Regions from separate parts of the Mus musculus genome. Here region 1 is linked to region 2. The links are chromatin loops, found by intact Hi-C in ENCODE. Cell type or tissue: left cerebral cortex. All regions are shown on one strand. Each heading gives the region's core, and the rest is flanking DNA. Links, peaks and the distances in the headings are about the cores only. Region 1 holds the start of Cycs (cytochrome c, somatic). Region 2 holds the start of Tra2a (transformer 2 alpha).

What was found. Hi-C counts contacts between places; a loop is a spot of excess contacts. Peaks named below come from ENCODE experiments on the same cell type or tissue, not always from the same donor. Only the 100,000 strongest peaks of a DNase experiment are listed, where the experiment ranks them.
Region 1: a loop joins it to region 2, with 6 times the contacts of the local background. A loop is called at or near these places in 2 of 42 quality-filtered maps.

What each region holds. Positions count from the first base shown.
Region 1 is chr6:50,562,481-50,570,751 of GRCm38, forward strand. Cycs (cytochrome c, somatic) reads right to left here and starts at 4,089. Exons shown (of 3, transcript NM_007808.5): 1 at 3,936-4,089; 2 at 3,012-3,188; 3 at 83-2,905. The coding sequence starts at 3,180. The coding sequence ends at 2,757. 5430402O13Rik (RIKEN cDNA 5430402O13 gene) reads left to right here and starts at 4,163. Exons shown (of 3, transcript NR_027892.1): 1 at 4,163-4,542. In left cerebral cortex, for the core only: CTCF peaks have their summits at 4,192 and 4,409; DNase peaks (open chromatin) are centred at 143 and 4,154; H3K4me3 peaks cover 2,330 bases; H3K27ac peaks cover 1,773 bases.
Region 2 is chr6:49,258,619-49,266,952 of GRCm38, forward strand. Tra2a (transformer 2 alpha) reads right to left here and starts at 5,434. Exons shown (of 8, transcript NM_198102.2): 1 at 5,220-5,434. The coding sequence starts at 5,255. In left cerebral cortex, for the core only: no CTCF peak of the experiment used is centred there; DNase peaks (open chromatin) are centred at 4,626, 4,658 and 5,452; H3K4me3 peaks cover 2,434 bases; H3K27ac peaks cover 1,441 bases.

The sequences.
Region 1 (8,271 bases), core at 1-8,000, 1.3 Mb after region 2:
AATTTGACTAACATGATGTCATCTAAGACTATGTAGCTGTAAAAAGTCTGTTAAGGACCGTTTTCCTGGACAGCGAGTGTGTACTCCGACATGTCCTTTATTTAGCAATCTTCAGTGGTTAAAATGAATATGTAAGTGTAACGGAAGACAGATGGTGCCCCTGCCCACCTAAAAAAGACAACTTAAACTCAACAGATGAAGCATGGTAAAATCAAAGGGATTGTCTAAATCAGTGTTCAGAAAGGCATCAGAATTTTATGTGCATTAATTCTAGATTCTCAGAAGGCAAGTGCTTAAACTGGCTGGTACTAGTTCTAGGTCAATGCCATAAATACAGCAGCCATTAGCTACTTCATCAACCCACATGTACTTCATGGGTTTGAAAGCCACACCAGGGTAATGGACAAGTATGTCTAAAAGATCCATTACAGGAAGGACTATGGGGTAGAGCTTTTCTAAGCATTCTGAATGCAGGTGGAACTGAGAAGAAATTCATCTGATTTTCCTTTATGGTATCACTGAACTAGCCACCTACAAAGCAACTAAGAGCAAGCAGATCAGCTAGAGTGGTCCCACTTCCTGACTTGTAAAATCAGTGTACAGAGACTGTCCCCTTTCTGCATCTCACAGGTTTACCTTCTCCATCACTGGGTATCTTACTTGAGTCTAGCCTTAGAACACAGGAGGTTCCATCTGTGTAACACAGGCCTTAGATGATGTATTAGGTATAGATACAGAAATAACAACTCTAAGTTTGGTCATCAGTAGGGACCCTTTACTTGGGCTCCCAGAAAAGGTTGCCTGTCAGGAAATAAGTCATCATGGCTTCACCACTTCTGGGTTACAGAATCTGAGTTTATAAACTATAGGACTCACACAACCTGCTGCACTAACGAGGCCCCTTTGAATTTATATTGAAAGCCCAATGTTATAAAATCTTAAGCCAAATGTCTATATATTCATCTCAACGGCTTATTATGACTTTTTTTTTCTATCATTTCCAGAATATAAGAAAACAAGTCCAGGGCTTTATTTTTATTTTTTGTTTTTTTGAGACAGGGTTTCTCTGTGTAGCCCAGGCTGTCCTGGAACTCACTCTATAGACCAGGCTGGCCTTGAACTCAGAAATCCACCTGCCTCTGCCTCCCAAGTGCTGGGATTAAAGGTGTATGCCAACACCACCCGGCAATTCCAGGGCTTTATTTCTTTACACATTAGTTAAAATGTGCCCTGGAAAGTTGTTACAAAAACTTGGGACTCATCAAGTGTTATTACAAAGCTATCTCTGAAGGACCTACAAAGTAAAAAGCTTATCAGGGCTGGAGAGGACTCAAGAGCACTGGCTGTTCTTCCAGAGGACTCAGCCTGGACTGCGCCCACTGCAGATCCCGCTGTAACACCAGTCCCAAGGAATCCAACACCCTGGGTTGGCCTTCAAGTGTAGTGCACAGATATACATGCAGAGAAAACACCCATACATACAAAATAGGTCCAAAACAACAAAAAAAAAATTCCTACCCATCAGCCCAAAACTCCAAATTACAGAAAACTTTCCAAACTTGTTTCCAGATTGTCCTCAATTTCTTGTATAAAGTAAGATTTGTCACAAAGTGCTGCCTCTGACCTGAGGCCCAGTTAATCATCTTCTACACGTCTGAAGTCACGATGAGGTCTTTCTCCAGCCTTTTCACCCCCACAAAGACACCACTATCACTCATTTCCCTGCCATTCTCTATAAAATTTAGGACCACTCAGCTAATACATAATTATTCACCTTTATAGATCTCATTCTGGCCAAAGAACGAAGGGTAAAGCGTGGCTGTAGTCGGAGTTGCCCGAGATATCAAGGTAAGAGCACCTAGTACCTTCACTAGACCATGGCTTTATACCAGGGAACATTTAAACAACTAAAGATATGTTAACTGTCATTAAACAAAGCACAATCAAAGGATCACGATCTGTGGTTGTTTTAATTATCTTCTTTCTGCTGATACAAACTATTTCCTTTATTTCCATCTTTCCATCTAGTAAGTTAGCAAAGAGTGCCATTCCTAATCGAATTCCAGTTATGTGTGTTTCTGAGTGGGTATTTAAGGACAATTCTGATTTACAACTTAGTCTTAGAAAATAGAGAATTTAAAAGGCCTAACTTGCTTGTTTCTAAAAGCATTTTAATTTGCAGATCAACTATAAAGAAGTGTTAAATACTCTTTATTTGATATCATACATAAACCACAGTAAATGCCTTTCAATAGTAAAAGGCAACATCCTTGATGTAGGGAATTCTAATTAAAACTGCACTGTCAAGAATAGACAGTTGCCTCCTGGTGGTTAGCCATGACCTGAAAGAGGCCAGTGAACACAAACTGAAACACATTTGAGTCTTCTTGTTTCTGAGACAGTGATAGAATTTTCCCAGTGTTTAAGCATATTCATATGCCCAGTTATATAAATCTAAGTATAAAACCATTTAGTAGGTTTGAGGTGACATGCCCCTATTTATGGAAAGTAAAACATTGCTAATTAAGTCCAATCTTATCTTGAGAAAGGGAGAGCCGTGGTAGCATGTATACAACTGGAACTGTTGCTTTAATAAAGACCGTACCCACTTTATGACAAGTCAGTTTTACTTAAATCAGGACTGTCCAACAAAAACATTGCTAGCCATTCATGATCTGAATTTGGTGTGTGAATTAAATTATGGTGTACATTAAAAGCCATGAGACATTTGTTTTGTAATAAATAAGGCAGTGGAATTACTCATTAGTAGCCTTTTTAAGATAAGCTATTAGGTCTGCCCTTTCTCCCTTCTTCTTAATTCCAGCGAAGATCATTTTTGTTCCAGGGATGTACTTTTTGGGATTCTCCAAATACTCCATCAGGGTATCCTCTCCCCAGGTGATGCCTAAACAGAAAGAGATGCAGAGGTTAAGTGTTTTACACACCTGGTAATTCTGCACTGGTTAACCCAAGCAACCTGTGCTGTGGCTGACAGCAGCTCCCCCCGTTACCTTTGTTCTTGTTGGCATCTGTGTAAGAGAATCCAGCAGCCTGGCCTGTCTTCCGCCCGAACAGACCGTGGAGATTTGGTCCAGTCTTATGCTTGCCTCCCTTTTCCACAGTGTGGCACTGGGCACACTTCTGAACAAAAATCTTCTTGCCTTTTTCAACATCACCCATTTTTAATTCTAAAAGGGAAAAGATCCAACAGTAAAACGTACTACGGATCCCAATGACCATTCAAACCGCTATTCTTATGTCCTCTTAACACCAGGCAGGGTGCTAACTCAGTCCACTTGCAATATTCTTCAATAGCAAATACATCACCTAGGAGACTCTCCTTTAAAGCAAGTCTGTGCTCAAGACAGGTCCATGCCAAGGGAAATGGAAACCCACAGCTCAAACCCCAGTTTCCGAAGAAGGCAAGGTCAAAAAGTCACAAATATGAAACCGGACTCATTAAAGCAAAACCACTACAACTCTTAACATTTCAGAATGCTAAACTGCTGTCAGTGCTGCCGATTAAAGTCACTTCCAAAGATAAGGGAGGCTGGGGGTGATCCTAAGTGCTTCCGCCTGCTCCGGTCTCATTAGGAGGTTAAGTCTCTTCTCTCTTGCTTTAGTCCGGCACGGGAAGGCGAGGGAGGACTGGGGAAGGAACCGTCTCACTCTCACGTTGAGATCCCAGGGGTGACTACGACTTTACAAACCCACCCTCCCAGATGCTTAATCAGGAAAAGAACTGGCCCAGTCCTGAAGGAACAGCAGCTTCTGCTCTCAGAAGGGGCGGCGGGCGAGTTCCTTCTAGAACTCCGGGCCCCGGTCCTACACCCACGCCGCCTCCAGCCGTGCCACAGTTCTGCATGGCTTTGTAGGTTAGGCCTGCCCCGGCCTCCTCGCCCCGTTCCCGGTCCGCATCCCCGTCGCGCGCTCACCGTTCCGGGCTGGTCAACACCACGAACGTTCGGACTCGAAGACAGACGTCCCGCGCTCTAGCCCAAGGACACGCCGGCCCGCGCCTATGTACCGGTGTCGGTGCAACCACACTTGTTCCGCCCGTCCGCGGCCCGACGTGCGGTAGCGCCGTCTGCTGCGCCGTGACGTAACCGCACCTCATTGGCTCCAGGACAGGTTTGTGCGCGCGCATGCGAGCTAGCATGGTAGGATGTGCCCAGAGGGCGCCCTTCCTTCAGAGGCCTCGTTTGCCCGACACTTACGACAGGCCTTAGGACGTAAGGCGTGGACGTGCGTGACGTCACCCTCTGGCCTGCGAGATGGCGAGGGCAAGTAGCGGGGCCGATGCTCCCTTGGGATCCGGGTGTGGCTCGGCTCAGGTAACGCCCGGCCCTAGGACTCCTTCGGCCTCCGCCCACGGGGAGTGCTGAGACTGCCGGCCGGTGTGCTGGCGACCTTTACCCAGGCTTGGTCAAGGCTTCCTGGCTGGCGCAACTGCACTGGCCTCGCAGTGGACGCCTGCTGGTGACCTTTACTCTGTTAAACCATCTTCCTGCTCTCCCAGTGAGAGCCTCAAAGCTGGGGAAGGTACGCACAAGTGGCAGACAGGATCACATCTTACCCAGAGTCCCTGTTTTCTTCCCCTAGTGTTTGTAGAAAACGAGGAGGGTGTGCAGGCAAGCTTTAAGGGAGAAGCAGGATTCGCCTGAGTAGAGGATTCCCGGGAATCCGCTAGACTTGGCATCCCTTCTGACCATATTGGAAATGGAAGTCTCCTTAGCATACTTTCCTGGTGTACTTCAAAACGAACTCACAGACACTTTAAATTCTGCCACTGGACGTTTTCTTCATTACTCCCCTCTCCCAAATTCAGATGAATGTCGGTCCATTCCCTATGTTCTGTCTAGCCTTGACATAGTTTATCGTGTGTTTATAGATGCCTGGTGTGTGCCGGGCCCTTCTCAGTATGAACTCACATATTCTGGTTGAGCTTGTTTATATTCTACCACTTTTCCTTCCGCCATCAGATTAACATGAGATGTTAGAAGGCTGGTCTAAAGTCTCAATAGATCTCTTTCCAGCCACTGGTCCTATCTGCTCAAAGATGTCAGTTTGTGTGAGTATAGTTGTTAGGTATTCCCAGGGATAGTTGATTCCAGAACAATCCCCAGAACCCATACAGAATTCCATGGGTGTTTAAGTCCTTCACATGAAATGATGTAATATTTGTATATAATCTACACAATCTCCCCAATATTTAAATAATTTCTAGATTATAACTTATACTGCCAAATGCAGTGCTGTATGGTGTCACTTAGGGAAAATGACAAAAACGCTAGTCATTCTGTATTGGTGAGAATATTGTAAGCCTAACTACATAGTATGTGATGTGATCTGCTGATTTCTGAAGACATGGATATGGGAACCATAGATAAGGAGGTCTGATGTATTTTCATTGTTATTAAACTGTCCTAGCTTTTGGGGGTACTCGTTCAGCATTTAGACTTAGTCCTTATGTAGGTTTATTTTAAGTTATTTGTATATAGGCTTATTTATCAAACTCTTAAAGTTTTTAAAGACCTGATGTAGCAAATCTGTAGACATTCAATATGTCCTTAAATCAAGTCCTGATACTGCCTTCCTTATTTCTCCAAAGAAAAAGTAGTTCTTACTGAAGTCATTGTTCTCTCAATATCGTTTCTTTGTGGAACAGAAGATACCATTTTTCGTTTATAAACGAGTTGGCTGTGAGTTGCTCTTGTTTGTGTTTTATGTGTGTATGTGGGGGAGGGGAGTGTTTGGTTTTGGCTTGGGTTTCTTTTGGGGGGCAACTTGGAAACTAATGCTAGGTACCAGCCTGTTAGTTTACCTGAGTTCAAACTTAGGTCAGGTTCTCTAAAATGGAGTCTGAATTTAAAAGACTCGGCATCCCAACCCTATCTCAAAGCCATTGCTCTATCTATTCTTATCCTTTGGGAAGGAGAGTGGCTGGTAAGAGTTGTAATTGTTTTAAAGCAAATGCCTCTCTTTTCAATATAGTGGATTGCGTATTTTTTTAAAAAAACTATGAACAAATCACTATTAGGATGTTCTTCACGTACAGGGAATAAGTGGATCGGATGCTTTAGATTGAAGTGCAGCAGCATTACCTAGGCATTCCTGCCAGAGCTGCCCCAAGCCACCTTCTCTGAGCTAGGCTTTTCATTTGCTGAGCTTCTAGTACAGCCAGAGATGGTTTCCTTTCAGTCCATAGCCAGCCCTAGACTCAGCGTGGACAGAACACATTGTCCACCTCCAAACAACAGACTCCTTGTGGCCCCGCCCCCCGTTCCATGTTTTGATTGAGGAGGAGGAAATTTTAGTAGAAGCTTTAAATAGCATATATTATATATTTTAAGAAAAACTAAAGGGCCTAGGTTCCTACTCTCATTTTTGCAAGGTGAATGAATCTCTCAGAAGGTCTAAAACCATCCCAGGGAAACGGAAACGTTAAGAAGATAGGATTTTTCCAGACATTGGCGCATGTCTTCAATCCCAAAATTAAGGAGGCAGAAGCAGGCAGATCTCTGTGAGTTCTAGGACAGCCAGGAGTAGAAAGAAAGTTCCAGGGCAGCCAAGGCTGTTACACAGAGAAACCCTGTCTTAAAAAAAAAAAATCAAAGAAGGAGGAGGAGGAGGAAGAAAGGGAGTAGGAGGAAGAAGAGGAAGGGGAAGGAGAAGGGAGACGGGAAGAAAAGAAGAGGGAGAAGAGGAAGAGGAAGAAGAAACAACAAGAAGTGTCTCTCTGCTTACAATTTGGACACAATTTTAGTTTAGTTTATTCTTCAAAGATTCATATTCTGGAAGCTTGCTCCACAGTTAACAGTATTGGAAGGTGGTGGGACCTTTAAGAGGAAGGGCCTAATGAAACATGACTTCTCCATCAGGTCTCTTGCACCGTCATTCTTCATGAAGAGTTATCTTGGGCTCTGGTTGTAAGGGAACATTAGTTCTCTCATGAGTGGATTAGTCCCTAAGAGAGTCAGCTATTATGAAGGAGCAAGCCTGGTCCCTCTTGCTTCCTTCTTTGCTTTGAGACATCTTGTGCTTCCCACCATTTGACACTCTCTTCCATGAGGCTATCGTGTGTGTGTGTGTGTGAGAGAGAGAGAGAGACAGACAGACAGACAGACAGACAGACAAACTAATAACAAAATGCCAGCCACTGTATTCTGAAGGCAGGCCAGGGAGTAGAATAGAGAAATGTCAGATCGATACATGACTTTTATACTGGCTGGGTTTGTGTGTCAACTTGACACACACTGGAGTTATTACAGAAAAAGGAGCCTCCCTTGAGGAAATGCCTCCAGGAGATCCAGCTGTAAGGCATTTTCTCAATTAGTGATCAAGGGTGGGAGGGCCCACTGTGGGTGGTGCCATCCCTGGGCTGGTAGTCCTGGGTTCTACAAGAAAGCAAGCTGAGCAAGCCAGGGAAACAAGCCAGTAAGTAACATCCCTCCATGGCCTCTGCATCAGCTCAACCTTCCTGACCTGCTTGAGTTCCAGTCCTGAATTCTTTGGTGATGAACAGCAATGTGGAAGTGTAAGCTGATTAAACTCTTTCTCCCCAACTTGCTTCTTGGTCATGATGTTTGTGCAGAAATAGAAACCCGGACTAAGATAGCTTTCTTAATTAGATTTATAGTTTAATTTCCTCCTTTTTATTGTGATAAAACACACCACATAAAGTTTGCTATGTTTTGTTTGGTGGTATTAAGTACAGGTATATTATGCAACTGACCAATATCTGTACATAGAACTCCTTCATCTTGCAAATCTGAAATTTTACATGTGCTGAGATGGATATTTGTCAGCTTGACTGGATTCTATAATATCCAGGTAGCCAGTACTATTTCTAGGTATGTCAATAAATTATCTCCAAGAAACTGGCATTTCAAAATTAGTGGATTAAAGACATCCTCTTTCATCCAAAATGGGTAGGCAGATGCAATTGGTTGAGGGCCTAGAGGAAACAAAGAAGCAGAGAAGGGCATTCCTGCTGTCTCCTCAGGAGCCAGAGCTCCCTTCTTAGCTGTAGGACAAGCAATTCTAGATTCTTTGGCCTTTGGAACTTGCACCAGTAAGCCCTTAGTCCTTATGCGGAATTATACGGTACTAGAGTCCCTGGTCGTGGGCTCTCCGGCTGTGGATTTTGCCATGCTACTCACTTGTCTGGATTTTCCATCTTTCAGATGCCTTTGTGCCTGTTGTGTGCTTGTAGCATAAGGCATAATATAACAACCAAAATAAAAGTTTTCCTGTGTGTGTTTTTTTTTT
Region 2 (8,334 bases), core at 125-8,124:
CTGCCTGGGATTAAAAGTGTGCACCACCACCCGGCTCATAAATTGTTTTTTTAAAGATTTTATTTATTTATTTTATATATGTGATGAGTACATTGTAACTGTCTTCAGACACTCCAGAAGAGGGCATCGGATCTCATTACAGATGGTTGTGAGCCTCCATATGGCTGCTGGGAATTGAACTCAGGACCTCTGGAAGAGCAGTCAGGGCTCTTAACCTCTGAGCCATCTCTCCAGCCCCCATAAATTGTTTTGTAGTTTGTGTGTGTGGGTGTTTTGCCTGCATGTTTCTGAGTACCCTACGCATACCATATACCCTGAGGTCAGAGTGTGCATGAACCCATGAGACTTGAGTTACAGATGCAAATGAGGTGGGTGCCATGTGAGTGGTGGGTATTGAACCTGGGTTCAATAATTAATTAATTTAAAAAAAAGATCCTGGGTTTTCTGCAAAAAGCAGCAAAGTGTTCTTATTCTCTGAGCCATCTATCTCTCCAGCTCTCAGAGTCTTGCTGTGTCCCTGGCTGACTTCAAACTGGTGGTTATCCTCTGGTTATCACACTTCCTGAGTGGTGGACCTGTCTCTTCCATTTCCATTTGTTAAGATATTAATATATACAACTTTGTGTATATTTGCACGCTCATATACCCGTTGACAGAAGGTTAGACATCTCGCTCTATGTATCTCCCTCCACTTAACTGTTTGAGATAGGGTTGGTCTCTCACTAAACCCAGAGCTCATCTACTCATTAGCTGAAGTGCCTAAGGACTCCTGAGGATCCTAAACATTTGGATTAGAGGCATGCTCTGCCAAGCCTGGCTTTTAGAATATTGGCCAGGCTTCAGAACTTAGGTTCATATGCTCTATAGCAAGCACTTTCCTCACTGAGCCATCTTCTACAGCACACAAATACAACTTTTAATTCCAGCGGATACAGGTAAATTTGTTTAATTTTTCACTTTTATTGACAAATCATTCCGTAGCAAGGTGACTTCATACTAGGACTCCTTTTTTAAAAATTGGGTTTTTAAGAGGCCAGAATAAGAACTATAAGAGTTATGTCCATTCTTCTCAATTTCTCCAAAGGACATTAAGGACATTTCTCTTACCTTTGGATAGGTTTGATAAAGCAGATAACTCTTTATTATTATTAAGGTGACAAACAGATGCCAGCACTCAAGAGGCAGAGGCAAATAGATCTGAGTTTGAGGTCAGCCAGGAGTAAACAGTAAAGACACTGAAAGAGAGAAATGAAAGCAAAACAGAGCCACCTTTCCCTCTTTCCCAGTTTCAAAAGAACACTGGGTGTGGTGGCCTCTGGCTATAAATTCCAGTACCGAGGAGAAGCTGAAAGGAAAGGTTCCTGAGTTAAGGAAAGCACGTGATTGAGCTTCAGTAAAACCCTGTCTCAAAACATCTCGGCATCTTCCTAAATTGATATATGTGCGGACCAAGTTAAGTTGTTTATGGACCTGTTACGATTTTTATTGTTTTGTTTTGAGGGGCAAGACCTTACTTACACCCTGGCTGACCTGGAATTCAGAGATCTGTCTGCCTCTGGCTTCCAAGTGCCTGGAATTAATGATGTGCCACAGCACACCCAGAACTGGATTTTTTTTTTTTTGTAATGGCACAATCATTCTCCTGTATTTCTTGAAAAGGGTTTCTGCCATAAATAATTCAAGTTGCATTCTACTGCTCCTGTGCCAGTCTTTTTAATCATAGGTTTCCAAAATGAAGAGCTCATAGATGGCCCTTAGTGAGCGCTGGATTCAAGTCTGAATCCTTAAGCCTAGAATTCGAAACCCTTTGTTATCTTGGCTGCACATATATCTGTCACTATTTCGGCACTAATACACTTAATGACAGTATTTTTGTTTTTAAACCCAGGTTTAAATTGGCAGTCACCTGAAATTAAGACAAATTCTTGGTATCTCACAACCACCTGCAACCCTAGTCCCAGGAGATATGATTTCCTCTTCTGGCTTCCTTAGGCATTGTACATGTGTGGTATACAGACATATATGCAGGCAAAACATCCAGACACAAAGTAAAATATACAACCTAATATGGCTTGAATAAATACTTTTAGCAAACTCTATTCATGGGTCAATACAGTTAAGTACAATGTGCTCTTCACAAAGAAAAATCTGAACACATACAGGACTGTGTATATACAATGGACAGTAAACTGGGGCTTATGTGGTCTTCCATGTCTTGGTTTGTTCTTGTACTCTCTTACCTTATTTCCTTTTATAATTTTTCTAACTTTTATTTTATGTGCACTGATGTTTTGTCTGCATGTATGTCCGTGAGTGATGATCCTGGAATTACAGACAGCTGTGAGCTGCCATGTGGGTGCTGGAAATCCAACCCAAGTTCTCTGGAAGAACAGTCAGTGTTCTTAACCACTAAGCTATCTTTCCAGCTCCTCTTTTTTTTTTTTCTCCCTGTGTAGCCCTGGCTGTCCTGGAACTTGCTCAGCAGACCAGGCTAGCCTCAAACTCCAACTGCCTCTGACCCCCAAGTGCATAGGTGTGGACCAGCAGCACCTCCTGGGTAGTTCTTCATTTCTAAAATGTTGACAGCACCCTAGCCCTTGCTATATTATTACAAGCAATAAATAAAAATGCACCCAAGAAGGCTGAATTCTAAAATATTGTAAGCATAGATATATTTATATATTTTATCTTCAGTGTTTGGTCCATTCTAGGAACCCTCCACCTAATCTTGAACACTTTTACTGAGAAAGGATTAACATGCTCCCTGTTACACCTAAAGATAAAGTCCAATCATTCACTTTATGTATCAGATGCAATCTTCCCAATAAATTCCAACAGAAGGGAAATAATAATAAAAACCCTATATTAATAATCTTTTAAAAATACCCAATAGGCCCAGCATTTGACTACTGACCTGTCAATGCCTCCCCTAGTTTAGGGTAATGAGAAGAGTTTGAAGTCTAACTACCATGTAAATAACTTCAACACATCATTCAAACATCTCTCTTAGGAAGCTGCCCTCAGACACCTCTACAGGCAATGATAAAGGGGCATAGCAATTATGGTCAACAGGGGGGAAAAAGCATACAACCTCCCACCAAAACAAAAAAAACAAAGCACTGTATTTAAATACTTAGCTGCTTTAAGAAGAGGAGTGGTACAGCACTTGCCTGGTATGCAAAAGGCCTGGGTTCCACTCCCACAAAGCTCAAAAACAACAAAAATCAATATGAACCCCCCCACAAGCCTCTAGCCTTCTAATTCTTTATGTAATTACAAGTCTGTTCAATCATAATTTAAGAATACAAAACAAAAACTGTTACATCTTAAAGAGCTGTAACTGACCCTGAAAGCGCTGATGTAAACTGAACCACAGGTACTGCTGTACTACTAATGGCAGAAGAGAGGGAGCTAGAAAGTCCCTATCTGTTAACTAGGTTGTTAATACCTAAATAAACTGAAAAGTGGATAGGAATCTTCAATAATTTGTGGGAAGGTGGTAATTATCCACTACTCCTTCCACTAGAGGACAAATGGGAGAACCAGAGCAGCAATCAGAGCCATCAGAGCAACACTGGTACAAGTCCCACAGACTAAACCAGGAACAATAACAACAAAACAACACACCCAAACCCCAACCGTCTTTTCCTAATTACTTAGTTTCACAAGTAATACAACTACGTGAAATATTTACTTCATAGTCTTTAAAAGTTGTTAGTACAATAAAACAATCCTAAAAATAGTAAGCAGGTTCAACTCAATCGTTGTGTGCAAATTTCATTCAAATAATCCAATCAAAGTTAAATGTAGTTATGACCTTGTCCTAGTGCATTAAATAAAAAAATAAACAAACAAAATGCACCCTCTTTTCTCAAGATCAAAACCCTAACTGACCGTATATGACTTGACTGACAGAGTACAGGTGTCTAAATCCCGAGCTTCCAAAAGGGACAAATTCTTTCCTTCAGCAAAGCCCTCCAGCGGCTTTTTTCCACCCGCCCCTCCTCCACTAGAATACCAACACAACTGCCAGCCCTCGAGTACCATGGGACTTTTGTTTCCCTTTTTTTTCCTTCCATGGTTTTACCAGGACTCACTTCCATTAATTTCCAATACTAGGGTAACTTCGGAATAAAACTCAAAAACCGGTAACGTTCTAATAATATACTCAAGCTTTGTGAATATACGGTTTATACTCACAAGACCTCAGATAACCAAAGTCTTGAGTCCCTTTTCCGGGGAATGGGTGAGAAAAACGGGGGAGGGTCTGTAAATTTCAGGTATAATCTTTTGAGTTAACAATGATTAGCTTTTTTCTTTTCTTTTTTGAAAACTGAGGCAAGAAATTTGTTCAGTTACGTAAGGTTTAAAGTAAGATGTCTTGGCAGTTTAGCCATAAAGATCTGTAAAGGAGTTTTCAGAGGAATGGTCACAGGAAGGAAAGCTTTGGAAGTTGAGACATAAAGAACCCAACATCTAGCTGTTAGGAAAACAGGCGTCACTGCATTTCCACATTCATTTAGAAGCGAAAGGAAAGAGGACATTAAGGGGAAAGGCTCTTGCGTAGTTTTCCCTTCCCCGCTCGCTCTCGTCTTAAGGACTCTTAAGGGTCGCTGCGGTCGTTGACTAACCACTTCACTGGGCTCGTCCCACCTTCAACCTCAAGGCTTTCGCCTTTACAGACGCGACGCCGCCGGTTCCGACGGAGACGCGGCCGCTCACTGCAACAGAGAGCCAAGGAGACAACAGGCCCCAGCTAGTCCCGCGCCAGCGATTCCCCGCCCGGACAGCAGCCCCGCGCACTTCTGACCCCGAGACCCCGCTGCGATGGCCGGAGGAGGGGTGGTGGTGGCCCGAGATGCCACCGCAGGAAGCACCTACCACTATCCGGCCGGAGGGAGCGCCCCGCCGCCTCCTGCCCCACCGCGCCGGGGACCCGCACCTCGGAGCAGAGATGGGAAGCTGAGAGGAAAGGGAGCGACAGGAGAGGATAGGACCAGGCCAGGTACCAGTCAGCCGCCAGAAAGGAGCGCTGCGGGCTAGTGGGGCATCTGGGCACGCAGGGGGACCCCGAAGCCATCTTGGGACGTGACGCGCTCGCGGTGGCCCTCAAGGCTGCTCCTGAGGGCCCCGCCACCTCGCCCGACCGACCGCGCTCGTCCCCGAGCCCCGGAGCATCGGGCCGCCGCCGAAGACGGCTCCCGCGGCTTTGTACTCACTCTGCCCTCGAAGTTGTTCTCCTCTACATCACTCATGTCGGCCAGGCGCTCCCGAGAACTAAATAAGAGATATGTCTCGGCTCGAGGGCCGACGGCCTAGTCACCGCGCTGTTCGGACTGTGGGGAGGAAGAAGGCGACGGCTACAACGGCCAGTGCGTTCCACTCCCACCAGCTCGCACGTTCAGGCAAAATGGCGCCCGTGCCGCCAGAAACCTCCTGGTGTCCCCGGCGCCTGACGTCAAGGGGCGGACCTGTGATGACGTCGTCGCGAACCCCGCCTCCGCCCCGGGAGGCTTTGTGTCCGCCTGGCCTAGCGCGGGAGATTGGCGGGTTTCAAGAGCTTGCTGTTTGGCGTTGGGTCGGTTTGTCCTCCGGGTGCTGGAATTAAAGGCGTGTGTCATCGCCTGGCTTTGCCTGTGGGGTTTTGTTCTTGAGTTTTTTTGGTTTTGTTCTCTTTAGGTATGGAACTCAGGTCTTTCTTGCATAGCAAAACAAACCAACCAAAAACAAGCAAACAAAAACCCAACAAACAAACCGACTTTTCCAGCTGAGTTTTCCTTATCCCCAGTATCTGCCCCCCCCCCTTTTTTTTTTTTTGGTTTGGTTTTTTTACAGAGACAGGGTTTCTCTGTATAGCCTTGGCTGTCCTGGAACTCACTTTGTAGGCCAGGCTGGCCTCGAACTCAGAAATCTGCCTGCCTCTGCCTTCCGAGTGCTGGGATTAAAGGCGTGAGCCACCACGCCCGGCTAGTATCTGCCCTTTTAAACGTTGAAATAACAATATATACACAGATGGGGTTATACTGAAAAGCCATGAGTTTCTCACTCTTCTCTGCTTCCAAACCTCAAGACAGGGTTTCTGTGTAACCCTGGCTGTCCTGGAACTCCCTCTGTAGACCAGGCTGGCCTGGAACTCACAGAAATCTGCCTGCCTCTGCCTCCCAAGTTCTGGGAATAAAGGCATGAGCTCCCACCACAGCGGGGGGCATTTTAATTGAAGTTCCCTCCTCTCAGGTGACCTTATCTGTGCCAAGTTGATAGAAAATTATCCAGCACACCTAGCATGTACTAGGCTCTGGGTTTAGTCCTCAACACTGTAGAACATGTAAATAAATAAAAATAAATTGGGGGAATATATTGTTTGGCAACATTAGTATCCATACTTCTTGCTCTAGAAAAATAAGGAACACCAGCACAAATAATGAATTCACAAAGACCTGAAATAGCTGGGTGTGGTGATCTGTGCCTGTGATCCCACCACTTAGGCGTCTAGAAGGAAGGACTGTTGGAAGTTCCAGCCAACCTGAGATATAAAAAGAGAGCCTATCAGAAATGTCAGAGAGCTAGTTATCAAACTCTTTAAAAAAAAAAAGATTTATTATATGTAAGTACACTGTAGCTGTCTTCAGACACACCAGAAGAGGGTGTTAGATCTCATTATGGATGGCTGTGAACCACCATGTGGTTGCTGGGATTTGAACTCAGGACCTTCAGAAGAGCAGTCAGTGCTCTTAACCGCTGAGCTATCCCTCCAGCCCCCATTATTAAACTCTTAATGGTTTGGACTCAGCCACAACAGGAAGATTTATGTTGTGAATATCAGCAAATCATTTTTCTTCCTCTTTCTTTCAGAGAGCTCATTATTAAATACTTACCCTTCTATTCATGTAATATCATGTAAGTTAATATGTAGTGTTATTTTGTAAGTGCATTTAGAACAGCACATTCCTGATTTACTATATTGTTGTTTCTTCAATTTTTTATTGGATATTTTCTTTATTTACATTTCAAATGTTTTCCCCTTTCCAGGTCTCCCATTCTGAAACCCCCACCACCACCACCCCATCCCCTGCCTCTGTGAGGGTGTTCCCCCATCCACCCACCCACCCACTCCTGTCTTCCTGCCCTGGCATTCCCCTACACTGGGGCATCAAACCCCTTCTCTCCTCCCACTGATGTCCAACAAGGCCATCCTCTGCCACATATATGGCCAGCGCCATGGGGCCCTCCATGTGTATTCTTTGGTTGGTGGTCCAGCTCCCTGGGAGCTCAGTGGGTGGGGGTGGGGGAGAGGTCTGGCCTGTTGTCACTGTTGCTCCCTCCTTGGGGCTGCAAAGCCCTTGTGTGTTTCTTTCTTTCCTTTTTTTTTTTTTTTTTTTTGGGTTTTTTTTTTTGTTTGTTTGTTTGTTTTTTTGTTTTTTTGTTTTTTTTTTGGTTTTTCAAAACAGGGTTTCTCTGTATAGCCCTGGCTGTCCTGGAGCTCACTTTGTAGACCAGGCTGGCCTCAAACTCAGAAATCCGCTTGCCTCTGCCGCCCGAGTGCTGGGATTAAAGGTGTGCGCCACCATGCCAGGCTCCCTTGTGTGTTTCTAATTTAACTCCCCAACAGCACTGTGGGTTTTATTCGTGTTTTGAGATGGAGTCTCCCTGTGTAGCTCAGGATAGAGTTGAATGCATGACCATTCCTGCATCAGCCTATCGTGTGCTTGGGTTACAGGCATGCAACATCACATCCCCTCTAGCTCACGATATTGTGATAAGATGCATTGAAGTTGATATGTGCAACTCTCATTTTCTTCAATAATAATGTTGCCCTGCTTCACCTGCAAGATCCATAAAGATAGATATTCCTTTAAGAAAAAAGCGTTAGGGCTGGGACTGTAGCTCAGTGGTAGACTATGTGCTTCCCATATGCAATGCCTTGTATCTTTTGTTTTTATTTTTTTGTTTTTCTATCTGGCCTGTACTTTCAAGGGAGATGGAAGAGAATTGCTACAAGTTCAAGTCCAGCTTTGGACTTTATGATAAATCCTAAGCTGCACAGTGAGTATCTGCCTCAAGACAACAACAAATGAAAAATGTTAGTTAATGTAGAAAATAATAGATTTCAGAGCTGAAGAGATAGTGATTAAAGCACTGGGTGCTCTTCCAAAGGCCCTGGATTCAATCCCCAAGCACCCACATGGTAGCTCATACCCATCTATAGCTCCAGTTTCAGGGGACTTGATAACCTTCATCTAGTCTCTATGGAGACCAGGCATGTTTGTGGTGCTTAGACATACATGCAGGAAAAACACTCATTCAAGCAAAATACAATAAAAATAATTTTAAAAA